Regions from separate parts of the Homo sapiens genome. Here all the other regions are linked to region 3. Evidence: chromatin loops called from intact Hi-C (ENCODE). Cell type or tissue: mammary epithelial cell. All regions are shown on one strand. Each heading gives the region's core, and the rest is flanking DNA. Links, peaks and the distances in the headings are about the cores only. Region 1 holds the start of LOC105378255 (a long non-coding RNA gene). Region 2 holds the start of LINC02458 (long intergenic non-protein coding RNA 2458). Region 3 overlaps POC1B-DUSP6 (POC1B-DUSP6 readthrough). Region 4 overlaps POC1B-DUSP6 (POC1B-DUSP6 readthrough).

Region 1 (7,747 bases), core at 1,376-6,375, 240 kb after region 3:
TTCAGGCCCCAGTCCATGTCTTTCACTCAACTTAATGTCTGTGAGATTCTTCTGTGCTATTGTGTGTATCAGTAGTTAGCTCCTTTTTATTGTTGTGTAGTGTTCCTTTGTTAACTATTGTAACCTCTTAGAGTGTTACATGTAAATATTTTAAGTTAACACTATATTGGCATTGAAGTATGCTCCTTCTCTTCAAAAGACAGATAATCACCTGAAGAAAACTTTTATCAAGAAATTTGAAAGCAGCTGGCCATGCTCAACAAGATTGCACCCCTTTCAGCCGACTTAGAAAACACAGCTCATGTTGTGATGCTGTATATAAATAGCAGTTAGATTCATTTTTCATCTTGTTTTTGTCACTTTGGTAAGTGGATGCAAGCTGCTAGCTTCATCAAATTAAAAAAGAGACCAGGAGATTCTGAAGAAACATTTTGATTTAATTTTTGGATAGTGTAAAATTTTAGAAAAGGGAATTAAAAGCCCATATTGTTATCCAGCTAGATGATGATATGACATGAAAGAGTCTTTAGAATGAATTTTATACTAAATTTGGGATGGTGCTTTATGTTCAGGCCAGCTGTGCATGGAATGGAGTGAGCAGGGATGAGTTGGGAGCAATCATTGGCAGTTTTCTACTTCCTCTCAAATTCCTTCACAGTCTGGCTTCGTTTAAAACATTTGAGTTGGTGTGAATTACTGGAACATGAGAAGCACTCATTTTCAAAATACAAAAAACACATTCCAGAGGCGAATAGAAAGAATGATCAGATTTTGCTGCTTTAGATTGATAGGGAGAATAGAGAACTGAATGACCGAAGACAGATTGGAAATTCATTTGCTTGGATTCTCTTAATGGATTGTACTATGTCCTTGACAAAAACACTCAGCAGTGCCTATGCAAATGCTCACTATCCTTAAAAAGAAATCAAAGGGGCTAAAAAACATTTGGAGATCTTGTGTATGCATCAGATCCACATTATCTCATAAGAGGCAAAGTAGCAAAATCACATGTAGGTTCTGGGATCAGAAAGACTTGGGTTTAAAAATCCCTTCTCTGTCATTGTGTAGCTGTGCAAACTTACTTCAGTTCATTAATATATCTTATTCTCAATTTTGATTTTACTTGGCTTTTCTTTACAAGAAGCATTATCAGAAGTGAATCAATCTCAGGAAGGACCATGCCAGTGAATTTTAAAGTAAAATGTAAAGATGATTAAAGAACTCACTGCCTCTCTTTCATTGATTTATTTGTCTTTAGAGACAAGGTCTTGCTCTGTCACCTAGGCTGGAGTGCAGTGGTGTGAACACTGCTCACTGCAACCTTGACTTCCTGGGCTCAAGCAATTCTCCCACCTCAGCCTCTGAGTGTCTGGGACCACAGGCATGTGCTGACACGCCCAGCTAAGTTTTAAAAATATTTTTTGTAGAGATGAGGTCTCATCATGTTGTGCAGGATGGTCTTGGACTCCTGGGCTCAAAAGATCCTCCTGCCTCGGCCTCCCAAAGTGTTGAGATTACAGCCACCATGCCTGGCCTCTCTCATTTCAAAATACAGGAAGACCTAACCCTCAGTAGGCTGGGGTTACATTTCTACATCTTTATTTAGGAGCTTAAATATGTAGTAAACCATAGCTTTTTCTAGATCTTTCTTTGGCTGGAATTTGCCAGGGAATTTTCTTTTCTTTTCTTTTTTTAAAAATTTTTCTTTTTAAATTGTCTGATGTTTTTTGTTCTTTAATTTTTTTTTCAATTTTTAAAAATTTTTATGGGTACATAGTAGGTATATATGTTTATGGGGTACATAAGATGTTTTGATATAGGCATGCAATGTAAAATAACCACATTATGGGGAATGGGGTATCCATCTCTTCAAGCATTTGTCCTTTGAGTTACAAACAATCCAATTACAAGCTTTATGCCAGGGCATTTTCAATAATATTTAGCGAAAATGATTTTCCCAAGAACTCACCAAATACCAACAGAGCTAGCCATATGATTGTATTTCCTTGTCATGATTTTTTTTAGTTGAGTACTGGGATAGTTTATAGAGAGTTCATTATCCCAGAGGTTGAATATAGGGGAAGAAAAGGGGGTTGTGCAAAGAAACCCAAGTGAGCATTCATTACATGTAATTGAAAGCTAATCATCTCTTCATGGATAACTACTCTACAGAAAAGACCAGCCAAACCACTTAAAACCATCCACAAAGCTCGCTGGCCAGTTAGGACAATAATGCTGAAAAAATATTGCTATGCTCAATTTATTTGATTGCACCTTGTTTTATAGACTGCCTAATGATGAGTGCAGGTTCAAATTCAAATCAAGGAATTTTGCCTCAACAAATTCTTTTCTTCTGCTCTCCTGCACAAATCTAAAGATATTTATCATAAGAACTATATGTACCAAGATCTCACAGGAACATCACCACTGGGTCAGAAGCAAAATAAACTTCACCTGAGTCTGTCAAGAATTGTTTGATGAAATCATCTTTGGTCTGGGAGAGCGAGGTAATAACATATCAACTCAATTTTAAAGGTCCTGCTTACAGAGGACAGAGACAGCCCCCCCCACCCCCCAAAATGCTTTTATTTGCCCTGATACCTAAGATAAAGATTTTATTTTTCAGCAAAGTGATTAAAAATCCGGGTTTTTATTTAAAAATTCTGAGAGATTAGAGATCTAGCGAATTGTTTTTTGGTTTGGACAACAGTGACTCCTTTATACCACAAATATTTGGTAACACATTTTTATTTCTCATCCTTATTTCTCCACTGGAAAACCACTTTATGATAAATTCTGTAAATATTTATTGAAAAAATAAAATATACAGGTTTTATGCTTGGTGCTTCAAGTTTCAAGATGATTGTGTTTAAATCCCTTCTGCTGACGGCTCTTATATTTCTGAATTTGGCTCCCTTAAAATATTTTGTTTCATAGCCAAAGCCAAAAAACAAAACAAAACTATGTTTAAAAACACTACAGGGAAGAAGGAATCACTTCATTGCTTAGTTTTAAAACTACATGAATGACGTCGCTTTTGAGATGTGGAAATACCAGGGTAATTTTGTTTTACTAAAGGTGTATTTTCTTTTCCTTTTAAAGACATATAACAACTATTGTTTTTAACTGGTGAAAGAAAGAATTGGGTTTGGGGCTTTTCATGACCAGGTTAAGTAATTCAGAGCCTTGGTGCTAACAATGAAAGTGAGATTCCCTTTCACGGAAGGGCTGGCCCATTTGAAGTTGATGATTCCAGTCTGGCTGGTCCAACAGGTTTTTATTTCTTAAAGCTTTGAGCACCATGAGTCAGAGGGAGAGGAAGAGAGAGGGAGGACATGAGCTCACTACAGAGAGGTTGGTATTAGAGGAGAAGGGAAGGATTGTTTGTTGGACCCAAACCAGAGAAAGGAGTGGCTGTTATTGCAGCATAAAGCAATGAGCACTGTAGGGGAGCAGCTGAGCTGTTTGTGGAGTCAGCTTCAGGGCCTCAAGGCTGAACTTCCACAGGCAGCAAAAGCATGAGTTACCAGCCTGAAGTGTGAGCTGGTTTTAGAATCTTGTCCCAGTTTTTTTTTTTTTTGGTAGAGATGGGGTCTCACTATGTTGCCTAGGCTGGTTTCAAACTACTTGGGCTCAAGTGATCCTCCCACCTCAGCCTCCCAAAGTGCTGTGATTACTGGCGTAAGCCACTGCACCTGGCCCCCCTCTTTGGTTTTCTCTGCCTGGAAACTTGAGTTGAGAGGCGGGTGTCTCGCCTCTGCCCTTGACTCACCGACATCACACTTCCTTTCATCTGAGTGCTCTCTGAAGTGAGGTCACGTTGGTGAGCTCATCTATATTCAGGAGCCAGAAGAGCAAAGGAGAGCTTTTGCATGTGAAGATCTGCCTGGATGGAAGCTCTGATGTGATGGAAGCTCTTACTACCAATTGGCCAATGGTTCAGATTTTCTTAGAACTAAACTTTTTTTTTGGTCCAGATATGCTAATCAAATGAAAAATGAATTAGGCTGGGATTTCCTCTTCGTAGTCTAACCTTAATGAAAGGAATAATGAGAGAATCTATATTAAATAGGACCCTTTTCATACAAGTAACAGAAATGCAACCTCAAATGTCTCCTTTTAGTGCAGGCAAAAGGGAAGAGCAAAGGAGAGAACTGGGTCTGCAGGATCACTGGAAACAGAGACTTACATGCCTTCCAGTCTCTCTCTCTTTTAACTTTCACTTCTTTTCGACATGTTTTCCTACAGACCTCCTCCACAAGGTTACCTCCTTCTCAGACTCAGATCCTAAGCCTTGATATCAGAGAAGGATTGTCCCGTTTTTGTAAGTCCCAATTTGCAGATACTCAGGAAGGTCCAGCTCAGGTCACACGCAGCCTCTCTGCACAGTGGATGGGCTCTTGTGATTGGCAGTTCTCATGGGAACCATGTAGTGGCGTGAGGGAAGATGGAAATAGGAATGGGTGGGTCTGTGCCAGAAAAGGGAAGGGTGCTGGGCAGATGAAAGAATACATACCTATTACTACACAGAAAAAGGACTATATGTTTGTATTAATCACAGTTCTCTGGAGAAACAGAACAAAAGAATTTTTGATAGAATGTGGCTTATGTGATTATGGAGGCCTAGAAGTTCCATGATATACCATCTGCCAGGTGGAGAGCCAGGAAAGCCAGCGGTGTAATTTAGTCCAACTCCAAAGGCCTGAGAACCAGGAGAGCCAAATGTGTAAGTCTCAGACTGATTCCAAAGGCCTGAGAATGTGGTGGGGGCAGGGAGGGCAATAATGTAAGTCTCTGTCCAAGTCTGAAGGCCTGAGAACCTGAAGTACTGGTGTCTGAGGGCAGAAGAAGATGGAAGTTCCAGCTTAAGCCAAGAGGTGAATTCATCCTTCCTCAGCCTTTTTTCTTCTTAAAAGGGCCCTCAAAGGACTAGCTGGTGTTCATCTGCATTGGTGAAGGCATCCTTTCTCAGCCTACTGATTCAAATGCTCATCTCTTCTGGAAACACTTTCCCAGACACACCCTGAAATAATGTTTTACCTGCTCTCTGAGTATCCTTTAGCCTTGTTAAGCTGACACATAAAATTAACCATCACAAAGATACAAAAGAAGAAATTTTAGTCGAGGTTGAGTCTGAAATATCCATAAAGTACATTATTAAATGAAAAGTATGATTACATCTTTCTGGTTAAATTTTAGCCTTATTAGTGGGAGGGAATATATAGCATTGAATGTTCATTTCATGATGAGATAAAAAAAATGAAAGAAAAATAATTTGGCTGATTTCTTTTGAAAGAAAGTGCAGATCTCTGATGACTCCATGCAAGCTTTGGGTTAAATTTAAAGGTATCTTCCTAATGCCGGGGGAGAATCTCTGAGCTTCGTGACTCTGGGTTCTCTGAAGATGGCTCTACTCTTGAAGGTGTTAATCACATGAGACTTTTGTAAAAATTCAATCAATTTCATTTCTCTGTAAGATGCTTAAAACTATGCCTACAAGTGGGCAGTATAACATTTCATTTCATTGTCTTCTGCAAATGTTTACTATTTGCTATCTATATAATCACTGTATGTTTCAATGGATTTGTTTTGCCTAAAATTATTCCCTAATTAACTCCACTAAGAAAGCAAAAAGGTGTCAAGTTCAGGTTTTTAAGTGGAAGTTGAAGCCCTGGTCAAAAGACAGAGAAAGATTATTTGAAGCATTTAATTGGTTATTATCCAGGTTGGGGAGTGAGTGTGATCTTAACGGCAGTTGAGAAAGATTTTTGAGCTTGGACGAAAAGGTGGAAAAGGATTGATTGAGCCCAGGAATTTGAGGCAGCAGTGAGCTATGAAGGTGCTACTGCACTCCAGCCTAAGTGACAGAGCAAGACTGTGTTGTGCAAACAACAACAACAACAACATCAAAAACCAAAGACAAAAAAGAATGTAATTATACATTTGGTTAACACTAGAGTGTTTTATTTTTGATAGATATTCAATTTATTTTAGGTCTATTAAATATATTTAGACTGTAAGTTTTATATTGTCATTTGATGGAAATTGTGTATTTCACTGAAATTTTACAATTTAAAACATTGGCTTGAGACACAGCCAAAATTGCTGAATAGGAACAGCTCTGGTCTGCAGCTCCCAGAGAGACCAACGCAGAAGGCGGGCAACCCGCAGACCAGGAGATTCTTTTGTGTGCCTACATGACCAGAGCCCTGGGTTTCAAGCACAAAACTAGGCAGCTGTTTGGGCAGACCCTGAGCTAGCTGCAGGAGTTTTTTTTCATACCTCAGTGGCACCTGGAACCTCAGCAAGACAGAACTGTTCACTCTGCTGGAAAGAGGGCTGAAGCCAGGGAGCCAAGTGGTCTTGCTCAGCAGGTCTCACTCCCATGGAGCCCAGCAAGCTAAGAACCACTGGCTTGAAATTCTCACTGCCAGCACAGCAGTCTGAAGTTGACCTGGGACAATTGAGCTTGGTTGGGGGAGGGGCATCCACCATTACTGAGGCTTGAGTAGGTGGTTTTCCCCTTACGGTGTTAAGGAAGCTGCCAGAAAGTTCGGACTGGTTGTAACTTACCACAGTGTGGCAAAGCAGCTGTTGTCAGACTGCCTCTCTAGATTCCTCCTTACTGAGCAGGGCATCTCTGAAAGAAAGGCTGCAGTCCCAGTCAGGGGCTTATAGATAAAACTCCCATCTCCCTGGGACAGAGCACCTGGGGAAGGGGCGGCTGTGGGTGCAGCTTCAGCAGACTTAAACGTTCCTGCCTGCTGGCTCCAAAGAGAGCAGAGTATCTCTCAGCACAGCGCTCAAGCTCTGCTAAGGGACATACTGCCTCCTCAGGTGGGTCCCTGACCCCCATACCTCCTGACTGGAAGATACCTCCCAGCAGGGGTTGACAGACACCTCACCTCATACAGGAGAGCTCTGGCTGGCATCAGGTGGGTGCCCCTCTGGGATGAAGCTTCCACAGGAAGGAGCAAGCAGCAATCTTTGCTGTTCTGCAGCCTCTGCTGGTGATATCCAGGCAAATAGGGTCTGGAGTGGACCTCCAGGAAACTCAAGCAGACCTACAGAAGAGGGGCCTGATTGTTAGAAGGAAAACTAACAAACAGAAAGCAATAACATCAACATCAACAAAAAGGATGCCCACACAAAAAACCCATCCAAAGGCCAAAACTAAAAACTCTCAATAAACTAGCCATTGATGGAACATATCTCAAAATAATAAGAGCTATTTATGACAAACCCATACCAATATCATACTGGATGAGCAAAAGCTGGAAGCATTCCCTTTGAAAACCAGCACAAGACAAGGATGCCCTCTCTCACCACTCCTATTCAACATAGTATTGGAAGTTCTGGCCAGGGGAATCAGGCAAGGGAAAGAAATAAAGGGTATTGAGATAGGAAGTCAAATTGTCTCTGTTTGCAGATGATATGATTGTATATTTAGAAAACCCCATCATCTCAGCCCCAAAACTCCTTAAGCTGATAAGCAACTTCAGCAAAGTCTAAGGATAGAAAATTAATGTGCAAAAATCACAAGCATTCCTATACACCAATAATAGAGAGTCAAATCATGAGTGAACTCCCATTCACAATTGCTACAAAGAAAATAAAATACCTAGGAATACAACTTACAAGGGACATTAAGGACTTCTTCAAGGAGAACTACAAACCATTGCTGAAGGAAATAAGGGAGGTCACAAATGAATGGAAAAATATTCCATGCTCATGGATAGGAAGAATC
Region 2 (7,747 bases), core at 935-5,934, 440 kb after region 3:
ATTTATTTCCTTCATTTTTATATAATTTGCTTTGTAAATATATAGCCTTTTGTCTAATCTTACACAATAAATGACTTGTTTTGAACAGATGCCTTACTTTAATAGGATCTTATGTTCTCTCTTTGAATATTTTCATACTTTTTTAAATTAAAAAATCACCTTAACCAAAGATGTAATGTATTCTACAATATAAAAAGTGCTGTGTCCCAAATTTTCAGTCATTGTAACACTCTAGCTAGAGAAATTACTACTGTAGTGGAAAATTGAGTTTCAGCTCTACATCACTTCTGCCTGCTGTGGGGATCTGTTCTTGTCCAAAACGAGTGGCCCTGGTGAGTCTGTCAATTAGTATATCTACTGCTTTGTTCTCAGGGGTGAGCATGTGAGCTCAGGTAGACCAGTTATAACAGCCTATAGTTCTTGGAGCAGTAATTGGCTTAGAAATGAGCATTAAAATGATCAATCTGATGTTGGGTGAGAGAATTATCCTTTTTAAAAAAAAAAAAATCCTCCTGAATTGGCTGAACTGGAAGAATGTGACTCTAGGTCAATTAGAAGTAGTTTTTCCCACCAAATGATGAGAGTTTGTTTGAATAAAAATGTGAGTATTTGGAGAGAGGCAGAAAATAGAGATGGGGAAAGAGACTTATGATGTTCTAGATCTAATTGCATTGACTACTGAACTTCCAGCAATGTGAAGTTCCTGAATTTGTTTTTTAAGTGATCTTGAATTGAATTGACAAACAAATTGAATTGAATTGCACACACAAAAAATCTTGACTAATGCAATTATTTTCTTCATTTTCCAGATGAGTAAATTGAAGCCCAGAAAGGCCAAGAAACTTGAACCATTTAGTAAGTCAGACTTAAACTCATGTCCTTACACTCTAAATCCTGTGTTCTTTATATCATGCTTTCATTCCTTAGCGTCTACTAAAGAAGTCTGGTATTCAGGAAAAACATGACTTAAGAAGTAAATATGGCTGAGAATGATATTATACAAAATAAAAAGTTAGCCGAATTGCTTTTGATCCAAATGTATGCGAGTCTTTGCAAAATTACAAGGGTCTAAGGTGTCAAACATTAAAAAACAATAGGCTAAATACTTAAAATGAGAATTTAAATTTTATGTTATCCAAAGACAAGCACATTTTGTTCAGTAGTCCTTCAGAATTTTAAGTAAGTTTTGTTAAATTATGGGCAGCAGACACAAACCAATAATGCATAAATCTGCCCATGCTCTACTCTGTAGGCTAGCAGAGATATCCTGTTGCAAGTTAAAATTTTACAAATAGCAGGACCTCATAACTTACCCTTAAATTGATGGGCTAGTTTGAATGACTAAAACATATGTAAGTGGAATTTTTCAATCAGACAAAGTGATGTAAAGAGAAAATGAAGTTCTCTTTACTATCTGAAGTTCACCTTTACCATAGTGACAGATTAAAGCTTGTTTCTTCAGGGCCCTATTGTACCCGGAAGTGTTCTTTGATTTTCCTTTTTTTTCTCCAAATCTACCCCTGTTCGTCTTTGACAGAATACCTGTGAGAAAGAATCTGAAGAGCATGATGTTTAACCCTTGTACATTTAAGGAAGTATTAAAGGAAATAAATACAGGAGAAAAGTGAACTGCTAAACATGCCTGAATACATCCTGTCATTAATGTCTGGATTTTATTTTTTACTTTTAATACATATGTTAACATTTTTAATGTAATAACTAATGTATAAAAATCACAATAACATTTACATAAGTTATATAAGGCATATCTGTGACTCCATCACTGATCTTACCTCAGTCAGCCCTTGCAGGAATGTGATTGTCCCCAAGCCCAGCCTGTGCCTCCGTTTTAAGAGGTAACTAACTCCTCTCCTAAATTTTATGCTTGTCATTCTCTTACATTTTTAGAAGTAGTTTAGTTCTTTTTAGTTAATGTTTCCCCAACAATAACATTGTATACTTTTGCTTGATTTTGAACATTCTATTTGTATCATGCTATATGTCATCTTCTGTGACTTATTTCATTTCACATTATGTTTCTAAAATGTCTTTCTATGCTTGTGAGTAGCTTTAGTTCATTCATTTTTAGGTTGTGTAATATTCCACTGCATAATTATTCTATAATATAATTCATTTAGTCACTCTCTTGTTGTTGGAAATTGGAAGGTTTTTCTTTTTTTCTTTTCAATTTTTACTGATACGAAGGATACTGTGATACATGTTTTATTCATTTCTCTTGGTATACATGCCCAACAATTCTTCTAGTTTCTAGGGTACCTAAGAGTGGAATTGCTTGGTCTTTGCATGTAAACTATTTAACTTGATATGAAGGTGTCAAACTGTTTTCCAAAGCGATTAATTTGATGTGTGTTCCCATCAGAAGTGTATTAATATCCATTCATTCAAATCTTTACCAATGTCTGGCAATGTCAGACTTCTGTATTTTTGTGCATTTAGTTTTTCACAGGTGTACTCTCTTCCTGATGTCTATTCTGTTCTGGTCAATAAATTTGACTCTGTGTCTATACCACACAGTATTAATTATTCTACTTTTGCCTTTTTTTCTCTTTTTGACAGAGTCTTGATCTGTGGCCCAGGATAGAGTGCAGTGGTGTGATCTCGGCTCACTGCAACCTCCGTCTCCCGGGTTCAAGTGATTCTCATGCCTCAGCCTCCCAAGTAACTGGGACTGCAGGCCCGCACCACCATGCCAGGCTAATTTTTTAGCATTTTAGTAGAGATAGGGTTACACCATGTTGTCTATGCTGGTCTTGAGCTCCTGAGCTCAGGCAATCCACCCATTCAGCCTCCCAAAGTGCTAAGATTACAGGCATTAGCCACCGTGCCGGGCCGGCTTTTTATGCAACTTGTCTTGACAACAAATTATCAATGTTCTCAAAATACACTTTGGGATTTTGCTTTTCAAAAGAGGCCAATGCCACCTCAATCACAGCTTTCAAACCTCCTAGCTCAAGGTTCAATGTCCTTTTCCTAGAGTCAGACAGTTGGCCCTGCCAGATTGCTGTGCACTGTCTCAGAGTATGATAGGACAATATTGGAGGTCCCAGATGTCTGCTCCTTCTGTCTCCAAGAGCCATCCTGGTCAACACCGTGTTGGCAGGTCAAAATATGTGCTGCTTGGCCATTTGCCCTTTTATGCATGATCCTGTAAATATCTGTAAGCCACCACTTACTTATCTACTCTCCCAATTATGAGCACCCAGGTTACCTCCAGTTGCTGGACACTACAAACCACACTGTCATCTTTGTGCATATATGCTTGCAAGCCTGTGTGAGGATTTATTTGAGATATATGCCCAGGAATGAAATGGCTGGATCATAGGTTATGTAGATACTTTATCTGCTTAAATAAGAACAGCAGCACCAATGTACACTTTCACATTACTCAACATCTTTACCTATGTGTCTCTGCATGCACAGGTATAAAGTCTGGAAAATTACAGTTTTGGCCTTACTCACACAACTTCCTGAAAATAATTTCTCAACCCTAGTCCCCATACATCATGAAAAGAGCCTTTCCTTATGACAATGTGGACTTGTGCTTCTTTGTCCCACCAGGTCCCTATCTATCTTTCTGCCTCCTCCCTATGCATGAAGCACCTCATCCTCAAATTTGGGGAGATCCTGTCCAATTTAAAAATTCTGCTACTCAATCATACTAAAATAGAAAGCTATGATTGATTTTGATGAGTATGACTATCTATTTGGGGTGGGAAGAAGAGATGAACATGGTTTGTTTTTTAGATGGTAAAAACAACTAAATAGAACACTAAGAGATGTGAGCAAGCACTAGAGTGGTGCCAAAATTGTTCTTCGCTCTGATCCCTCCGTTCAACAGATCTATAAAGCCCTTCCCAGTCTCTCTTCAGATGCCAGGGCTACGGGATTCCACTGGCTGTAGCACCTCATCGCCTGCTGTAGGCTCCATGACTCGTTTCCAGTCTGCCATCTTGTGGTCCTTCCTGTTGCTGCATTCATACTGGTTTACCGAGAGGGCAACAGTGGATTTAGTAGACTTCACGTAGCTTGCGTCGCTGCTCCTGTCTCCGTGTAACTCACAATAAAGAGATTTTGGCATCAACCGTGAGCTTAGGGGTAGAAGGGTATATGTTAGGAGGTGGGAGCAGAATCAATTCTTCAAATCTTAATGATGTAAGTCATAAAGATGTTTCCTCGAGCCACTGTTGATTCATTGTTAATGATTCATTGTTAATGATTCATTACTGCGTTTTCTGCAACACTAAGAAACCGTTGTTTCTACTAACTTTATAAAAAACATATAAGATAAAGAACAAGTGAAAATCCAGATTTTTTTAATGAGGTATGTATACCTTCGTGGAAAATTTGAAGACAGAGACAATGTTTTACTATTTTCATTTTTGCACCTACAGTTTCTAGCATAGGCTTGGCATCTTGTAAATATTCAATAAATGTTTGTTGAATGAGTGCGTTAATTGATTCTCCTACCAGTCTGAGCTATCAGTTATGTCTCTGTGGCTAGATGGACACCATGTCTTCCATCCCTGCCAAGAGTTCAACTGAATTCAAGTTTATAAATGGAAATGTGTGTGTATGAAGGAATTAAAACAATTCAGAAAATATAAAGTTTTAAAAACGACCTTTCCTAGACATAGTCATTGTTAATAACTGGGTATGTATCTTTCTAGACCTTTTCAATATTTCTATGTATTTACATATATAAATATACAAATCTATACACACATATAGATTTATTAAAACATAAAAGGGGTTTCTTTGGGAAATAGTTCTTGAATTTGCTTATTTTTCTTACAGTTAATACGTGTAGGAGATCATTCCATGTCCATATGTAGAAGTCTATAGCATTCTGTTTGGCAGATGGATAGCATTACATAGTATAAATGTCTCATAATGTTAAAATCATTTCCCCTTTAGTGGAAATCTTTGTTCTTACAATGTTTTCCTGTACAATTCTTGGCCATGAAACTTGGTACACAAATGTGTCTTTCTGTAGGTCAGTGTCCATGAAGTGGGGTTGCTGGTCAAAGTATATATTGTATTTAAAATTTTTCACGAATACTCCTAAATTTATTATGAATTGATACAAAGGCCTTGTCTCACGAATTAAGATTAATAAGAAATACGGAAATCATTATTACTTTTTAATTTTTAGGGATGTATTTGACATGATCCTAAATAATGTGGCTGGCTGAACTTCCTGTTTCCTAATCATTTGTATATCTTCTAGATACTTCTATATATGCTGGCTTGAAAAACTGGCACAGAGAAGCATAACTGGGCTTGGTTTTTCTTTTTCTCGTTTCTCCTATGGAGAATTCTAAGCAGCAGGTAGCACCCTGGAGCACTGTGTTTGAGCTCTGAGAGCGGTCCTTCTATGGATTCAACTGGTTCACAAAAGAAAACTTTTGCAGTATCAATATTTGATATATGTTTGACTTCATATTATTACATGACATTTCTTTTTGTCATGAAAAATGAATACTTATTTATTATAGAAAATATTAAAAATGCAGAAAAGTGTTAAAAATATAGAAATAAACTATAGTCTCATAAACCAGTGATAACTAACCTTAACATTTTGGTTTATATCTTACTAGATGTATACTGTTTTTAAACAAAATTGGGATGACACTATATTACCATTTTATAATCTGTTTTTTTCTCTCTACCTAAAAATATATTACAAACTTTCTGCCATATTAATATGGCATCACTTCAATGATTGGTTTAGAGAAAGCATAACCGTATAACACTTTCAGCTTACTCAGAATTTACAACTAGATCTCTGATGCTTCAAACTCATTTAAACACATATGATCTAAGGCAGAGAAATCCTACCTGTATGTTTGTATGTTCTCTGTCACTAATTAGAATAGCTATATCTTTCTGAGTAGTTACTACATACTAAATGTTTTGCAAAGCATGTGACATTATTTCTAATTGTCAAAACTACCTTCAGAAGTAGGTATTATTGTCAAAATTTTGCAGAAGAGGAAACTGAGATTCAAAGAGTTTCAGCAAATTGCTCAAGGACGCACAGTGAGAAAATGGTAGGGTTTAAATTAGAATCCAGGTCTATCTGCTTGTAAAACTCTTGCTTTTTAAAACTCTATCTGCTGTTTTGATATGCATAATATTTTCAAGTATGACTTCTGTTCTAAAAGTCGCTGTCTAATATTAACTTCATAATTGAGTTGAAAGTAATCTCTGAAAGGAATTAAGACGCTTTATTTATTTTCTTTAGCTACGTAAAAAAGTTAAAGCACAGTGTTTATTCTCTTTTCACTGATGAAAACAACGCTTTGCTTGCGGATGGGCAGAGAACTTCTGTAACAATTGGAACTAGAGCGCCATCTGTTGACTGTAGAGTTCTAGGCATTTAATACAGGAAAATTACAAATCTGATCATCACTATTACTTTCCTCAACAAAGAAAATGCCCTCAGCTGCTGGGCGCGGTGGTTCACTCCTGTAATCTCAGCACTTTGGGAGGCTGAGCGGATGGATCACCTGTGGTCAGGAGTTCAATACCAGGCTGGCCAACGTGGCGAAATTCTATCTCTACTAAAAATACAAAAATTAGCCGGGCACTGTGCCGCACACCTGGAATCCCAGCTGCTAGGGAGCCTGAGGCAGGAGAATCGCCTGAATCCCGGAGGCGGAGGTTGCAGTGAGCCGAGATCGCTCCTGCACTCCAGCGTGGGCGGCAGAGTAAGACTCCATCTAGAAAAGAAAAAACAGAAGAGCCCTCAGCAGCAATCTTGGATGAAAGGTCATTAGTTCTGACTTTAAAAGATCAATTTATAATTGATTTAAATTTCACTGAGATGAAATTTATAAAACATAAAATCAATCATTTTAAGGTCGACAACTCAGTGTAACCATCACCTACTTCTATCTAGTTCCAAAACATTTCCATCACCCCAAAGTAAAGTCCATTACCCATCAAGCGTTTTTTCTTGTTACCCCTTCCTCCACAGCCCTGACCACTGTCAATCTGCATTCTGTTTCTATAGATTTATCAATTCTGGATACAGTATTTCACATACATGGAATCATACAATACGTGATGTTTTGTGTTTCGCTTCTTTCATTCAACATGTTTTGTAGATATAGCCATATCGTAGCATGTTATCAGTACTTCATTTCTTTTTATGGCTGAATATTATTCTATTTTGTAGATATATACACAACAGAATATATATATGTCCCACAGTCGGTTTATCTATTCATCTGTTGATGAACATTAAGGCTGTTTCTACCTTTTGGCAATCGTGAATTGTGCTGCTGTGAGCATGAGTTACATTTACTTATTTGAGTATCTGTTTTCAATTCTTTAAGAAAATATCTAGGAATGGAATTGCATTAGCCCCGATTTTAAAATAAAAATGTGGATGAGAAATACCTGACAATAGACTCAAAGATGTTCGATGCAAAGTAAAATAATTATTTCAACGGCAGGAAAAAAAATCAGTAATGAATCTAAGGATGAATATTTTCTTATGCTTATTCACCACAGTGAGTAAGAAAAGTCACAGTGAGTTGAAAAGTCAGCCTGGTTTGAAAAAGTCACTTAACCTCAGCAGCCCTCAAATAACTTATCTTTACAATGAGGCCAATGCAACTTACCTCATCGATTTGTCCTGAGGATTAAATTAGAAAACACAGTGCTTTGCACAGTGCCAACAAACGTCAATTTCCTTGTCCTTTATTTCTGCCATGACAGC
Region 3 (7,747 bases), core at 1,613-6,612:
TGATTTAAGCATTCTTTTGTCTTCAAAGAGAGATTTATCTTTGCTAGATGCTTAGCTGATGTTAGCCTATTCTTATTTTGCATTATTCTTCTTCAGCTGTTTCTCTTCTAAGAGCTGACTTCAGAAATTACCTGTTCATCTGAATTTTTATCACTGGCAGTCTCTTTGCTTTTAGAGTTAGGTATTTTGAGTTCTTGAGATGTATTCCTGAGCAGCAATGCACGGTAGCCGCATTCACTGTTCATGCTGTGCATGTACCCTCAGCCACATCACTTCTTTCATTTTGTTTTCCTTAGTCTTGGTCTTTGCTGTTATCTCAGGCACTTCTGCTAGTCTCCAGTTGTGCATCTAAGTATATGTTTTTGTTCTTTGTTTTTTAAACTATTTTCTAGATTTTGTTTAATCCAGCCATATCTTGGGATTTCTGCCTTTGCTTTTCCCTGGTAGTGTTGACTTTCAGTTCTTGGCTATAATCTTTGTCTTTTCCAACTTCTGACAATCTTTTCAGTTCTTCTAAAGTATTAATCATGTTACCACTTCTTTGTACTACTTATTGTATTATCATTTTTCTTTTATTTAAAAGAAAAAAGTAATCTAATTTGGTTTTCCCATTTTTTGCTTCTGTTTCTAGTTATATTTCTTATCCCTGTGATTATATAAATTCATATAAAATACATGTGAAATATATTTTAATTTAACTTGAGTATTTTTTTCTTGTATTATCCAAGTTGGTTTTATTAACTCTTGGTATTTTTATTCTGTCATCTTGTGGTTTGGCCAAGATTGATCAGGAGGGAAATATCCATTTGGCCACTTTCCAGGGTGTTGGGTGGCAGAACTGCAGGCTGATCCCGAGACTGCTTTCCTCGTGAATTAGGTGCTATTTCCATGACTCCACACTCACCTCAGCACAGAGACTCAAGCCATTTTTTCTCTGATTTACTGTCAGCCCTAGTTCATTTCAGAGTGCTAGGCTTTCTTTAAAATGTCAAGGAGTTGCCTGAGTGGCTCTGCTCTTATGGTATAGCCAAAAAGCCATTAAACCAGCTGGGCTGCTTTGTGTTGCTGGGTCAGGCTGACCCAGGCCATGCAAAGCCACTCTCAAACAAATTTTTCACGTATACCCCTAAAAATTCTATTAAACACTGACTTTTCTTCATCGTGGAATTAGAGTTCAATTGCACTCTACAAAATGCTGAGCCTTGTGACTGAATTTTTTTTTTGTGACCTTAAGGTAGTCAGCCTCTGTGTACACAGTTTAAATTATCTGTAAACATGCATGGCTGCTTAAATTAAGTATAAAACATGACTTGCTTTTGTAAAACACTTTGAGGCCCTGTGATATAAAATGCCAGAAGAGTGATAGGATTCTGTATATGAACAACCAATTGTTGTAATTGTTTCTTTTTTTTTTTTTTTTCCTGAAAAAATCTCTTGGGCCAGGTGCGGTGGCTCATGTTTGTAATCCCAGCACTTTGGAAGGCCGAGGTGGGCGGCTAATGATGTCAGGAGTTCGAGACTAGCCTGACCAACATGGTGAAATCCCGTCTCTACTAAAAATACAAAAATTTGCTGGGTGTGGTGGCGCGTGCCTATAATCCCAGCTACTCAGGAGGCTGAGGCAGTAGAATCGCTTGAACCTGGGAGGCGGAGGTTGTAGTGAGCCGAGATCATGTCAGTGCACTCCAGCCTGGGCAACAGGGCAAGACTCCGTCTCAAAAAAAAAAAAAAAAAAAAAACTCTTATAAAAAAGTCAAGGTTATGAAATTTTCTAGACAGGGAACAACTTTAGTATTATGAATAAATAATTGTTAAGTACCAAATTGTGTTTTAAAGACTCTACTTCAAATTAATAAATATGGATCCCTCACTAAGCCAAAGACTACTTAGTTCAAAACTTTCACACAGAATGGAATAGTCAGAATAGAAGTTGTGCTGTGTTCATTTATGATTAGTAAACTTTACTTTGAAATACTAAATTCAGTAGATTAAGTTTTTTTCAAAGCTTTAGGCAAATTTACATGCAGTTACTTGGGAAATATTTTAAAACTAAGAAATCTTTTTTTGAGGTCAGTATTAGGATTTAAGGAAAATAAACATCTTATTAAAATATGTAGAATAAATGGTATCTAAGTGAACTGATGAATTTTTCTTTCTCTGTTTGCAGTGACCATGAGTGTTTTATTTCTGAGTTTGAAACGAGATAACATTTTTATGATTTGTATTATGTTTTCTATGAGACTCATCTGAATTGCATAATCTCAATCTGCTGAGTAAAATAGTTTGGCCTTTTGCAAAAGCCACCCCTTTGCTAGCCTTAAGCGCTTCACTTGTTTGAAGGTGGGGAATCCTGCAGAGTCTTAGATCTTGGGTACCAGCTGACTAAATGTATAAATTACTAATTCCTACATGGATAGAGGGGGTGATAGCCATATTACTTTTAAAATAAATGAGAGAAGGAGGCCACATGAAAGAAGGCATGAAATATCAAATTCTCTCTATGTGAAATAGCCCCCTCCCGGGTTCTTCCTACTTATCTAACTACAGATCCTTCGTAGTACTCCTGGCCTAGGCACTCCATCTTAATTAAAAACATGAGAACAGTACCTCTCTCTCTTTTTTTTGATGGGAAAGAAGCCCAGTTTTTACACAAGGTATCTTGACCCTACCCATGTTGTGCTATAGCACATCACTAGTTCATGCTGACTTTATCTTCTTCAGACTGTCATGAGTTGGATTGCATTGTCCTGCCCCTAGACAAAACCAGACTTTCCTTCAGTGTGTGTGTGTGTGTGATATTTTTCTCCGGAGCAGCAGTTCCCTTCTTTCTTACACATTTTGATGAGAAGACAGTAGAGCCACTCTAAGCGATGGCGATAGCTCTTAATGACAGTAAAGCATCAAAATAGTTATTCTAGGAGAATTGCAGAATATTGTAAGCAGGGATTATAATTGGTTAAAAAGATTTTTTTAATAAAATAATGTTCTGATGGCTTTCAGTTTTTTATGGCCATTTTAGATTACCTTAACATATAAATTGCATATGAAATTCTGTATGATATTTAGCAGGAAGGAAAATGTCCTTTACCTTAACCAAATATTTATATAATAATATTTTGTGATAGTCTGACCATGATTCATTGTTGAAAAGTACAAGTGATCAATTTAAGTTTTTAAGTCTGAGATTGGGTTTTTATCTCAATCTTCTAATAAGGTTGAAAACATCACCATTTATGATTTTTTAAAATGACCACTTGTCTATCCATTTTGTATTCTACTTCTAACTGGGGTATATGTTTATACTGTTTCAGGCCTCAGTAAATGTTCATTACATGATGATAAAGTCTAACAGTTATACAAGACTGTTCTAAGTGTTTTATACAAATTAAGTTAATATTCCTAAAATCTCGGTGAAATAAGTACCACTATTATCCCATGAGAAATTGAGGTCTATGTTAGTTAAATCTTAAAGTTAGTAAGTGGCAGCAGTAGAATTTCAACCCAGGCACTCTGGTTCCATTCTGTGTTTTTAACCACTTTGATGTAATGCTTCAATATAAACAAAATTACATTTTATCCTGTTAACAGATATTAAAGTATCTGTGTGCTGGACGTTGTACTAGCTTTAGAGTATGCAGCAGTGAACAAGATGGGCATACTCCTTGCTCTTTAGAAGCTTGTAGTCTAGTGAAGGCTTATGGAATTTATTAGTAGAGGTTTTATGTTCGTGGACTCCTCAGTATCATGGACACAGAGAACCTCAATGGGGGATGTGGGATGGTACCTTTGAGGTCATACAGGCTAACCTTTACCTCATTCATTAGTCCCAGTTATATACCCTTGTTCAGCCATGGAGAACTTGGCCTCTCATAGGCAGCCCACTTCATTTCAAGGCAGCTCTAATTATTAACATATTCTTCCCTTTAATAAATATCAGGAGCTACAAGGTACTGTTAGTATTCCTGAGAGTTAGCTAGCAAAGAATTTAACCATATCACCCCCTCAGCATATTTTCTTTATGGAGAGGACTATAAATGTTACTTAGTAAGAACTTCCAGCTCTATTTAACTTATGTGGCAGCAACTTACGCAGTTAAATACTGTTAATTACATCAGGACTTGTTTCCCAACTTGTAGGTCAAGGATTTTTTTTAATGACAGGTGCTGACTCTACGTGATTTAGATTTCTTGAGCAGTTTCAATTTCAGATGGTGCAACTAGATTGTATTTTCTAGGTAAATAATTTTCTGTCTACACTAGGTGGCAGTAGATAAAAGAGAATAAAACGTATGCAAGCAGTCTCTGGACAGGGAGTCTTAAGATTAAAAGGAAAACAAGTCACTCTCACATTTCTGTTCTTTACCTCAACTCTGGACTTAGAGTTAATGGCAGGAGGCTGTGTTTGATTTCTGCTTTATGGGACAGCCAGGAAGAGATAACGGTTTTGGCTAGCTGAGCTGATTGCCCCTCATCCTTACCATGCACAGCTTTATTCCTTCTTTACTATAGCATTGCAGTTATATCTCCCCTTTAACACACTGGCTGGATAATTATAAAATGATTTTACTGTTTCTAAAACTACAGCCATACCCATCAAGCATGGTAAGTGCTTTAAAAATTATTCCACTCCTCTTATCACTGGCCAAGTCTTCATCACTACAGACCTGGATTAACGCTGTAGTGTCCTCACTGCCGTCCCTAATGTATTCATGACACTTTATGTGTCTGTCAGATTACTCTTTCAATTCAGCACATTGTAGCTTCCAACTTTCTGTGCCTTCCCAAATTCCTTCACCCTTCACAATTTGACCCTTGACAATCTTCTTTCTAACCCTGTGTGAAAGTATGTCAGCATTCTTCCACTATGCCATGAAGAATGCTCTTTTACTCATCTCCCTCTCTGTTTTTGTTTTCTAGATCTTTTATTAAAGAGCCGTCATATGCCGTGTTTCCTCCATAGGAAGTCTTTCTCACTGTCTAAGCCAAGCTTGTCCAGCCCACAGGTCACATGCTGGCTTTGAATCCAGCCCAACACAAATTCGTAAACTGTCTTAAAACATTATGAGATATTTTTGCAATTTTTTTTTTTTTAGCTCATCAGCTATCATTAATGTTAGTGTATTTTATGTGTGGCCCAAGACAATTCTTCCAATGTGGCCCAGGGAAAGCCAAAGATTGGACACTCCTGATAAGCGCTCAGTCAATAGTTTCTTCTTTAAGGTTCGTTAGTACACTTATTGGTACCATTCATTTGATATAAAACTCTGCTATCTTTGTTGCTCTTTGTTTACTTCTTTGTATTCATAATGTTTCAATTTTATTTTTAATTTTTATGTCTTTTCAAATTCTGAAATAGCCTCCCTCAAAGTTAGTCACCACTCTAGGTAATCATTCTGTTGCTTTTCTTTGTAACTTTATATATTTGAATCTATAATTATTGTTTAATTTTGAATGAGTTTGAACTTTATGTAAATGGAATTATATTGAATGTATATTTTCCGTAACTTACTTTTTAATTTAACATTAAAGTCCTGAGATTCATACATATGAATTCTGAATTCATGCATTCATAAATTGTTTTCACTGCTGTATTGCATTCCAGTGAATTTGTCACTGTAGTAATTCTTACAGCCTGTTTAACTGTTGATAGACACTTAGGGTACTTCCAATAGTTTTTTGGCCATTACAAACAATGCTGCTACAAACAGTGTTGGCGTCATTGAGCTTTCTAGTTTTTGCAGTCTAATAGGTATTAAGTGGTATTTTGCTTTAATTTCACTTTTCTCATTACGAATATTCTGAATATATTTATTTTCCATATACAGCACTCTGTTTTTGAGTTATTTATGATACAGTTTCTACTTATTTGAGCCTTTTTTAATGTTAACATAAGTTTTATTCTTTTCCATAAGGTCTTACTCTTTTTTGTATGTTTATTCTGATGTATTTTTAAACTTCTTTGATATTGTAAATGGTGTCCTTTAAAATTTTGCATTTTCTAACTGTGTGCTAGAATGCAGAAATGCAGTTGATTTCATATATTGATTTTGGGACTAACTTAAACTCTGACTATTCTAATGATTTAGCAATAAATTCTAGATAACATTATATATGAATGAGAATATTATTTCTTTCTAATTGTTATCTTAATACCTTTTATTTCCTTTTCTTACTGAACTGGCTAGGATTTTTTTCTTCATCTTTTGAGGTGGGTCATTTTATTTTATTTTTAATATTCCTTTTTAGGTAAATTACATTGATTTTCTAAAGTGAAAACCTTTTATTTCTGGGGTGAATTCAACCTTACCAAAATGATCTTTTCTTATACGTTGATAGAATTGGTAGGCTAACATTTAGCTTAAAATTTTTTTTATCCATAGTAATGAATATACCAATATATTTTAATTTTAGAATATATTAGAAAATGCCCTCCAGGTTTTTACAAATAGTATTTGGTTTCTTATGGTATGAAAATCTCATAATTTTTTTTTATGTATATACACAGATTAATCCAAAGCTTGAGGTAATCGATTTGCAGATCTCTACTCCCCCTGTTATGGATATCCTTTCTTTTGATTCTACCACAGTAAGTCGGGTTTTTTTTTTTTTTTTTGACACTTAAGTGGCATTTAATCATTTGGCATAATCCATTTTCCTTTAAAAAATGTTGGGGGAGGAGATAAAACGTGGCCTATGTAGCCTAACATTTTAGTATAGGAAAAACTTTATAGTCATATTTACAATGCATCTAAATAGTTTACCACAAGGGGGGAGCAGCAACAATTTCCAGGAAAGCTTTTTTTTTTTTTTTTTTTTATACTTTAAGTTTTAGGGTACATGTGCACAACGTGCAGGTTAGTTACATATGTATACATGTGCCATGTTGGTGTGCTGCACCCATTAACTCGTCATTTAACATTAGGTATATCTCCTAATGCTATCCCTCCCCCTGCCACCCCACCCCACAACAGGCCCTGGTGTGTGATGTTCCCCTTCCCAGGAAAGCTTTTACTTTGAGGTCCCTGAGCTCAGTCTAATCCATACCCACTGTCTCACGTATTAAGATGCCACCCAGGTAACATTTCACATGCTGTTGCAGAGCAGATTCCCTATTGTGTTATTTGTCCTTCAGAGGTGCTAAACTTACTTCTAGTCTTCTCATTAGAAGCTGTAAGAAAAACAGCACTGCCGTTGGTTAATCTCTTTTGATGGATTATCCATAAATTAAGAAGTATTTCTAATACTTACAATTTTGTTGATAGAAATTACATATATAAAATTTATTTATTCAGTGTTTTCAAAATTTTCAAAGATTAAGAATTTTAGCCTTTCCATTTAGGATTCTGCTAATTCTTTCCAAGGCAAATCACTGCCACAGTTGATCCTGCTAGTCAGTGCAAAACTAATCGTAAGAACAAATGGGAAGAACAGCGTGGTCTTTGACGACACTACTGCTATGATGTCAGTTTAGTTAAATATTTTGGGTACATTTTTAATTTGTAGCCAAAATAAAACCCTGACATTATGACATTACAAATTCTCTAATAGATCTCAAGAATAGTATTTATTGTAGAGGAATTCTACAGAGGACTAGTCCATTTTGAGTCTATCTTGTACCAGAAACCATTCTAATTATTCAAGGGTCCTTTCAGTGTTAATCCCATAGCAGAGAAGCCTCCTAGATCTCTCATTAGGAGTTTCAGTGACAAAAACGAAGTGAGGGTAACCAATGAGCTGATGGTTAAAGG
Region 4 (7,747 bases), core at 1,369-6,368, 92 kb after region 3:
GGCTGCCACAAATGTCAAAAGTTCCTGGCTATGCTAACACTTATGTAATTGTTCTGGAAACCCCACGCACCGGAATAGACCTACAACACCAGGCATGACTCACTGAATATTTCTAAGCACATACTCTCTCTAAAATGATCTCCAGTTGGGATTTATTTTTTCAAAGAAAAAAAGTAAAAGACAAAATATGGTACATCAAATCCCAAAGTTTTTTCTGTGATTTTTTTGGGAAAATACTGTTGCCTCACACAAGAGCATTAGAAGATGCTGCTGTTTTCATTAATAAAACAACCAGATGGGCAAGCATTAAAACAGGTTGAAACTTTGAAACTCTTCCTAAAAAAAAAAAAAAATAAGAAAAGAAAATAACATAGAGAACATGTGGGTTCTCAAATTTCCAAATGGCCTTCATTTCCTGTTGTGATTTTATTCCTAAGTTGGTTTTTTAAAACTTGTGGCTGGCAGCATATGACTAGTGTCCTAATCCCCTGAGCAATGTTAAGGAAAATTATACATGCCATAAAATGCTAATCAGCACAGGAAGGCCTGGGACCATACCACCAAGGCTCATTTGTAGCATATACTCCAACAGCTTTTACTGCATATCTTCTGTAAGTCTAAATGCTTGGGGGAAATTTACCAAAGTATATGGCATAACCTGTATCTCCAAAAGCTGATGTTGGATGCTAATTTCAATACCAAAGTAGCACATTTTTCTTTTTTTTTTTTTTTTTTTGAGACTGAGTCTCGCTCTATATAGCCCATGCTAGAGTGCAGTGGTGTGATCTCGGCTCACTACAACTTCTGCCTCCCGGGTTCAAGCAATTCTCATGCCTCAGCCTCCTGAGTAGCTGGAATTACAGGTGCCCACTACCATGCCTGGCTAATTTTTGTATTTTTAGTAAAGACGAGGTTTCACCATGTTCGCCAGGCTGGTCTCGAACTCCTGACCTCAGGTGAGTCACCTGCCTCAGCCTCCCAAAGGGCTGGGGTTACAGGCATGAGCCACTGCGCCCTGCCGTGCATTTTTCACTAGTAATATTCAGAATGGAGTTTAGGAATTCAGGCAATGGCGAGCCAAACCAGAAGTAGCAAGGCAGTTCTGCCAGGCAGTGAAACAGGACCTAGATAGCAATTTGTGTCTAGGCAGTAACAGGGGATCTCAGCACGTGGTTGTCATCAGTCTGTGTTCCACCTGCAGAAAGGAGAAGAAGGTGAACCCAGCAAGCAATAACCATAAGTGGATCAAGCAGCCTGGAGTGAGGCCCCAGGGCCAAGGAGGGGACTGAAGTTCTGGGAGGGACTGAAGTTCTAGGAAGGACTGATAAGGAAAGGCAAAATTCCAGTCTTAGAGAAACTTAGAGGCAGAATGTAGAAGAAAGAACAAAGGCCAAAGCCCAGTTATTTGAACTGGAATACAAGGTAGAGCCTGTGACAGGAATCAAGTGGAAACTTCACAGCTAGAAATAGAGCAGGAGCTCAGAACAGAACCCAGAGCCTAGCTGACCCGATACTGAGTGATATAAGCTACTTACATTTCCTCTAAGAGCAGACTTGGGCCCAGCACCTGGGGTAAGACTGAGCTGCAGGTGACTCTCTGTGGCCCCCACAGGGGGTCGAACCTAAATTCAAAGGAAGGCACCAGGCAGAATGGCCAAACACCACTCACACCAAAGTCCTCCTGGCTCCAAACCCTGTTTTTTGTTTGTTTGTTTGTTTCACAACTTTATCCCTTTTGGCAAGCTGTTCTTGTTATCTAGAATTCGCAAGCCCAAACTCCTCGGGCTACTCACTCTTCAAGATCTAGTTCAAAAAGCATCTTTTATGAGCAGCACTTCCTGGTTCCTCTGGGTTCCAGGAATGCTTTATACATGTCTCCATGATGTGTATACTACACCTTGCCTTCTCCTGCTTTAGTTCAGGTCTCTCTCCCTGCCTAGTCTTCAACCTTCTTGCCCAAAAAGCCTCAGCATCTCTTGAGCCCAGCATAGTGTCAGTATAGAATAGGACCTTGATAAATGTTTTATGATAAATAAATGAATGAAGTGACTGCGTGAACAAATGCTTAAGTGAAAATCATTTATTGAAAATTAATTTACTAAATGAAAATCCAGCAATCAATAAACAGGTTAATCAATATCATAGATTGAACATGGAATACAAAATAGCAACAGTAGCTAACATGTATCTATCACTAACTGTCCCAGGCCCTGTGCTCAGTCCTTTACATAGATTATCTTCTTTCATCTTCATAACCCAAGATATGAGTGCTATTTTAACACCCATTTTACAGATGAGACAATACAGGCAACATATTAGAATCTTTAAGAACTCTGTCTGATCTACTTAGCAATAAGATCCCTCACTTCTGGGGCCCTTCACTTGCCTCAAGGGATATAGTGGCTGTTAAGGGGTGGGGATAAGGATGCGATCAGACTTTGCTTATGTCTCATTCAATCTTATTGCCAGGTCCCATGCAATATTTGCCTTTCCCCTCCTGATGGGAGAGACCATACTAGAATGGGCCAGAGGCCTCTTCATTCTCCTGAGAGCTCTTTACCCTGCTAGCTTCAGGGTGTGAGATGCGGTACAAACTGAAGTGAAATTATAAGGAGTATTTGTAATCACCTGATATTTGCCTATCTATCTACCTCTTTCCAAAGACCACATGAAGTACTTCACGTATATTATCTTCTACTCCTCACTCCACCCTGTGAGGTAGTGTCTTTATCCCCTAAGCCCAGAGGTTTAGCAACTTGCCTAATGTACCAGAAGCTGGAAGCAGAGTCAGGATTTGAACTGAGTCCCATCCAACTCCAGTTTGATGCAATTCAACAAATACCCACCAAGCACCTCCTCATGGACATGGGGACATGGCCATAATCACCTTCACTGGCTATTGTTCAGGATCTCCTTTAAAAGCATGATTTTAGTGGCAGCTTTTTGGTCTGTTATTGGGAAAACGTCACAAAGATCCCATTCATTGGTGTAAAACCTTTGGCATCACTTAGCGACAGACACTGTCTGTGATGCTGGATAAGATGCACAGAGGCTCCAGTTGGAAAATCCAGAATCCTCCTGACTTCTGCTGTTCTCTGTCTTTCTTTCTCTTTAGCAACTCATATGCTCATGTTTACCTGTGGCCATTTTTGTTGACCTGTTCATGAAGGATGATAACCTGTGAAATGATGCACCAGCAGGAGAGAGACGGGCCCAGGGTCCGCACCCTGTGCTGTTTGCTTTGTGAAATTCCAGACTGTTTAATCTGCTCTATCTCATCCTAATAACTCCAGATTCCACTTTTCTTAATGACTTTCCCCTCCTTAAGTGCTTACAGAGTTATCTTTGAAGAAGGAGAAAAAGAATAGATGAATCATTTGCAGGAAACGGGGGGAGAGACATGTGGTTGGAATGGCAGATGGCTGAGCATGTGGGCACATAGCTGTCTCTGTTGTTCCTTCCACCACCCTGTGGGAACGAGTCCTTTGGAAGTGTACATTCATTCCAAGGTGGGGGCTGTGCCCACTTTCAGGTACTAACACGTAAATCCACATCCGCTCGGAGTCATCTTAGACATCCAAACTCCAGGCTCAAACCCAGACTGGACTATTTATTATCTCCTTGAAGTTTTGGCATTAGACCTTCTAAAGATAAAGTGATAAACTACTTTCAATTAGTGACAACAGAATTTCTTGTGCTGTCTCCTTTCTCCTGCAGGATATGAAGTATGTGAATATTCTTCATGTGCCACAGTGCAAGTTGCCTGACCTCCTAAGGGCCTAGCAAATGCCTAGAGGGAAGAGGGAGGAGGGAGAATGTACATTCAGATAAAAATACGGGTTAAGCAGGAAAACATTGATTGTTCTTGCTGGGGCTTTTTGTGGCGAGGGCGTGGAAAGGACATAAAGATACTACAACCTCAGGGACAAGTGCTCATGTATAGTTCCTCAAAGTTAACTTCCTGCTCAATGTATGGAGATGACACTAATTCTGGTCATTTCACTTAAATAACTGAAGTGAGTTTCTAGAATCCAAGAGTACATAAAGTTTGAAAGACTATGACTTTTCCAGAAGGCTTCATTTAGCCCTTCTGTTACTTCTATGCAAATTTCCAAATGTCATCTGGATGTATACGCTAGGATAACCATTTGTTATTATTTTATTTTTAGATATATGACGCTTGTTTTATCAAGAGTCTCTTTCATTGATTTTTTTGTTTCCACTTCCATCACCACCATCTGCGCCCCCTCCCTTAGACCTATACCACAGCACATTAATGTGCAGAAAAATTAGAATTTGTCATATTTTCTCCACCAGCAGCCAGGGCAGCTGCAGGTGAAGGCGGGACGGAGCCCACCTGTCTTTGCTACCTGAACGCACCACCCTCTGGCCTCGGGGGGCTCCAGTGTGCCATGCCCAGCCGAAACACAGAGCTGCCCAGGCCTTCTGGAAGCTTCTGGTCTGAGGGAGGTGTCTCCGAGGATCCTTTTGCCTGCTGACTTCAATGATCCTGTATTAAGCTGTCAACTTTAACAGTCTGCACAGTTTCCAAAGCTTTACTACTCTTAGAGGACACATGCCTTAAAAAAGGAGGGGAGGAACCACGCTGCCACTAAAGCAGCCTGAAGTGCCTTAACTTGTGGAACCAACACTAATCAACCCTAAGTGCGCTACTGAAGGGAACTGCCTTCCCCGCTTCTGGGGGAGACTTACAGAGCGTGGAAGGAGGGCATTCTCTGTCAATGATGCACTAACCTCCCAATCTGATTTCCCTGAATCAGAGGGAAGGTGAGGGAGTGGGGAGGGGGATAGAGAGCTTGAGGGGACACTGTGTTTGAGCTGGAGTGCTGCGGGCAGCCTTTCTCATGGAATGACATGGATCAACTTTTTTCTTTGTTTCATCTTTTAAGTGTACGTGCTTGCCTGTTCATGTGTTCATAAACTCAATCAATCATAGTTTCCTGAGCAATAAAAAGCAAAGGGAAAAAGGAAAAAAACAAACAAAAAAAAGAATTTGTCATATTTTCCTTAGTGCAATAGGTGTTTTGGTAAAATATGCATCTGGAAATTGAGATTCGTGTTTTAGCACATATTATTATACATCACTTGGAAACAAAGCCTTGTGGTTAAGAGCATTTTTTATTAATGAACACTCGTTAAAAATCAGCTTTAATAATAAACATCATCTGGTTAAGCATAAGGTCAGTCCAGAAATGGATCTGAGTAATCATGAAAATATTTCAGTAATCATAAATCTTAATAATAGAATTTCCACCTCCATACCTATTATGATTCGGTGACTCTTTTACTGAAAGTCATTCATATCTCCACAAAAACACCAATTCATGGATTTGCTAAAAGACTTGAAAATTATTCTTTATAATTTTAAGTCATGACTATACTAGAACAATTTTTGTGTCTCTCAAGATTCTTCACCTGACCCCCAAGCCTTAGCCTCTTCCTGAATGGACATCCGTGGGCCTGCTGTCTCAGCCTCCTGCGGAAGAAGCTGGGGCTTTGGGAAGATCACATCTCACCTGTTGCAACAGGAACCTCAGTGGCTACAGACATGGGTCTCACCTGATGGGACTCTGTACCTCATACCTTAATGGCTGCTCTCCTCCCACCTCTTCCAGGCAGTTTAGTGGGATGTGGAATCTGGCTTACCCAACGGCTCCCTTAAATCAGAGTTAAATTTTGAATCAAGGGACTAGAGGTCAAGAAGATAAATTCCTCTTTCTCCCCCCATTGCTCCTCCCACTGCCCTCCCCACCTGATGGACTGTTTCAAGGTGACATGCAGGACCCAGCAACAGGCTTTGTTCTTTGTGAAGTTATGTCCAGCTCCTTAACACACCGTCTAGTATTTGCATTCCTTCCTTTCCTGCCTCACCTTTTTCTCATTCCCTTTTATAGCCCTGAAATTGCACCACCCAACATAGACTTAGCAAGTAATCTTTGCCTCAGGTTTTATGTTCTAGAGAATTTGGCAAAGACGATGAGTTAAAAAAAAAATCTCGTTATATCTTCAATTTGGCCTACAAATTTGGCCTTGAATCTATTTTCTTCTAAATAAGAAGGAAGAATGGAGTTCCATAATTCCCCTTAAGATTAACAAGAGTTGCTCCAATGAAGTATGTATGGGTTGAGAATATGTTCTCTAAACCTCATTTAACTTTCTTGTGAGTTTAATCTCACCACAATATGATTGGATGCTAGAAGTTATTTTTCTGGATTGGTTGCTTCTGCCCAGTTTGATATGGTAGCTTTTCCTATATACATCCAACCTACAGGTATTTGCATACCTACTTCCTGATCTCCATCTTGTTATTGTTGTTGCTATCCTCTGTCATCTTTGAGTCCTTACCACCCATTTTATTTTCAGTGAATTCCAGATATATACCTGAGATAAAGCCAGTTCAAATAAATATTCAAAATCCCTTTGATTCAGGATATTCTGTTTTGTGTAAAATATGTATCACTTAATCAGCTGCTAAAGAATATCAGCTGCCAAAAGCAATATGATATTTGGGGATTGCAAACAGACACTTTTAAACTATCCCCATTCTGAAAAAGAAAGAAGCAAGGGACTTTTACGCTTTTTTATTTAATGGGCAAGATAATAAGATAATTCCTCCTCCTCCTTCTAGTCCTCCTCCTCCTCCCCCTCTGCCTCTTCCTTCTCTTCTTCTCCTTCTCCTCCTCCTCCTCCTCCTCCTCCTTCTCATCCTCCTCCTCCTCCTCCTCTCCCTTCTTCTTCTTCTTTAAGAGACAGGGTTGGCTGGGTATGGTGGCTCATGCCTGTAATCCCAGCACTTTGGTAGGCCGAGGCAGGTGGATCAATTGAGGTCAGGTTTTCGAGACCAGCCTGGCCACTATGGTGAAACACTGTCTCCATTAAAAAAATATATATATATTAGCCAGGCGTGCTACTCGGGAGGTTGAGGTAGGAGAATCACTTGAAACTAGGAGGCAGAGGTTGCAGTGATCCAAGATTTCGCCACTGCCCTCCAGCCTGGGTGACAGAGTGAGACCCTGTCTCAAAAAAAAAAGGGTCTCGCTCTGTCTCCCAGGCTAGAGTGCAGTGACCTGATAATAGCTCACTGTAACCTCAAACTCCTGGGCTCAAGTGATCCTCCCACTTCAGCCTCTTGAGTAGCTAGGAATACAGGTGCCTGCAACACCTGGCTAATTTTTTTAGTTTTATTTTTGTAGAGATGGGGTCTCACTATGTTGCCCAGGCTGGTCTTGAACTCTGGGTGTCAAGTGATCCTCCCACCTTGGCCTCCCAAAGCACTGGGATTACAGGTGTGAGCCACTACACCTAGCCCAGGCAAGATAGCATCTTCCTATGGAGGGGTTGGGATAAGGATAAAGGCTTTTGAATATTTAATAGTATCACTCTCTCTCCTCTGCTCATGCAGAAGGCAGGGAATGTGGTGCTAGATGAGTATATTAACGCTGCTATTTAATGAGTTAAAATTTATCAGAGAGTTTGTATAAATAATCTATTGCTAAAACAGAGCTTCAGACAAGCAACTCTCCTGGGGTTCAAATAAAACAAATAAAACCCAGGACTCTTTGACCCTGACTGGGCCTAAGGAGTGAGGACAGTTCCCATTAAAATTTGAGATTAAAACTAGTTGAGAAGGAAAAGTCAGGCATCAATGAATTATGTTTCAAACTGTGCGTTAGGATTATTAAGTGGCTCCACTTTTTTTTTATTTGGACTAATGATTGACAAATGG

What was found. Peaks named below come from ENCODE experiments on the same cell type or tissue, not always from the same donor. Only the 100,000 strongest peaks of a DNase experiment are listed, where the experiment ranks them.
Region 1: it touches region 3 in a loop (6-fold over the local background); 7 of 110 quality-filtered maps call a loop at or near these places.
Region 2: a loop joins it to region 3, with 8 times the contacts of the local background. A loop is called at or near these places in 80 of 110 quality-filtered maps.
Region 4: it touches region 3 in a loop (3-fold over the local background); 22 of 110 quality-filtered maps call a loop at or near these places.

The regions. Positions count from the first base shown.
Region 1 is chr12:89,221,579-89,229,325 of GRCh38, reverse strand. LOC105378255 (a long non-coding RNA gene) reads right to left here and starts at 6,947. Exons shown (of 2, transcript XR_945169.1): 1 at 6,906-6,947. In mammary epithelial cell, for the core only: no CTCF peak of the experiment used is centred there; DNase peaks (open chromatin) are centred at 3,335 and 3,785; H3K27ac peaks cover 1,865 bases.
Region 2 is chr12:89,015,979-89,023,725 of GRCh38, reverse strand. LINC02458 (long intergenic non-protein coding RNA 2458) reads left to right here and starts at 4,034. Exons shown (of 3, transcript NR_038385.1): 1 at 4,034-4,173. In mammary epithelial cell, for the core only: a CTCF peak has its summit at 3,983 (motif pointing left); a DNase peak (open chromatin) is centred at 4,065; H3K4me3 peaks cover 260 bases; H3K27ac peaks cover 431 bases.
Region 3 is chr12:89,458,476-89,466,222 of GRCh38, reverse strand. All of the region lies in intron 9 of POC1B-DUSP6 (POC1B-DUSP6 readthrough), which reads left to right. POC1B (POC1 centriolar protein B) reads left to right here. Exons shown (of 12, transcript NM_172240.3): 10 at 6,505-6,585. Among named protein-coding and RNA genes, the nearest start is that of GALNT4, 62 kb to the left of the region's middle. In mammary epithelial cell, for the core only: a CTCF peak has its summit at 4,270 (motif pointing right); a DNase peak (open chromatin) is centred at 4,262; H3K27ac peaks cover 499 bases.
Region 4 is chr12:89,366,675-89,374,421 of GRCh38, reverse strand. All of the region lies in intron 9 of POC1B-DUSP6 (POC1B-DUSP6 readthrough), which reads left to right. Among named protein-coding and RNA genes, the nearest start is that of DUSP6, 18 kb to the right of the region's middle. In mammary epithelial cell, for the core only: no CTCF peak of the experiment used is centred there; a DNase peak (open chromatin) is centred at 3,471; H3K27ac peaks cover 4,914 bases.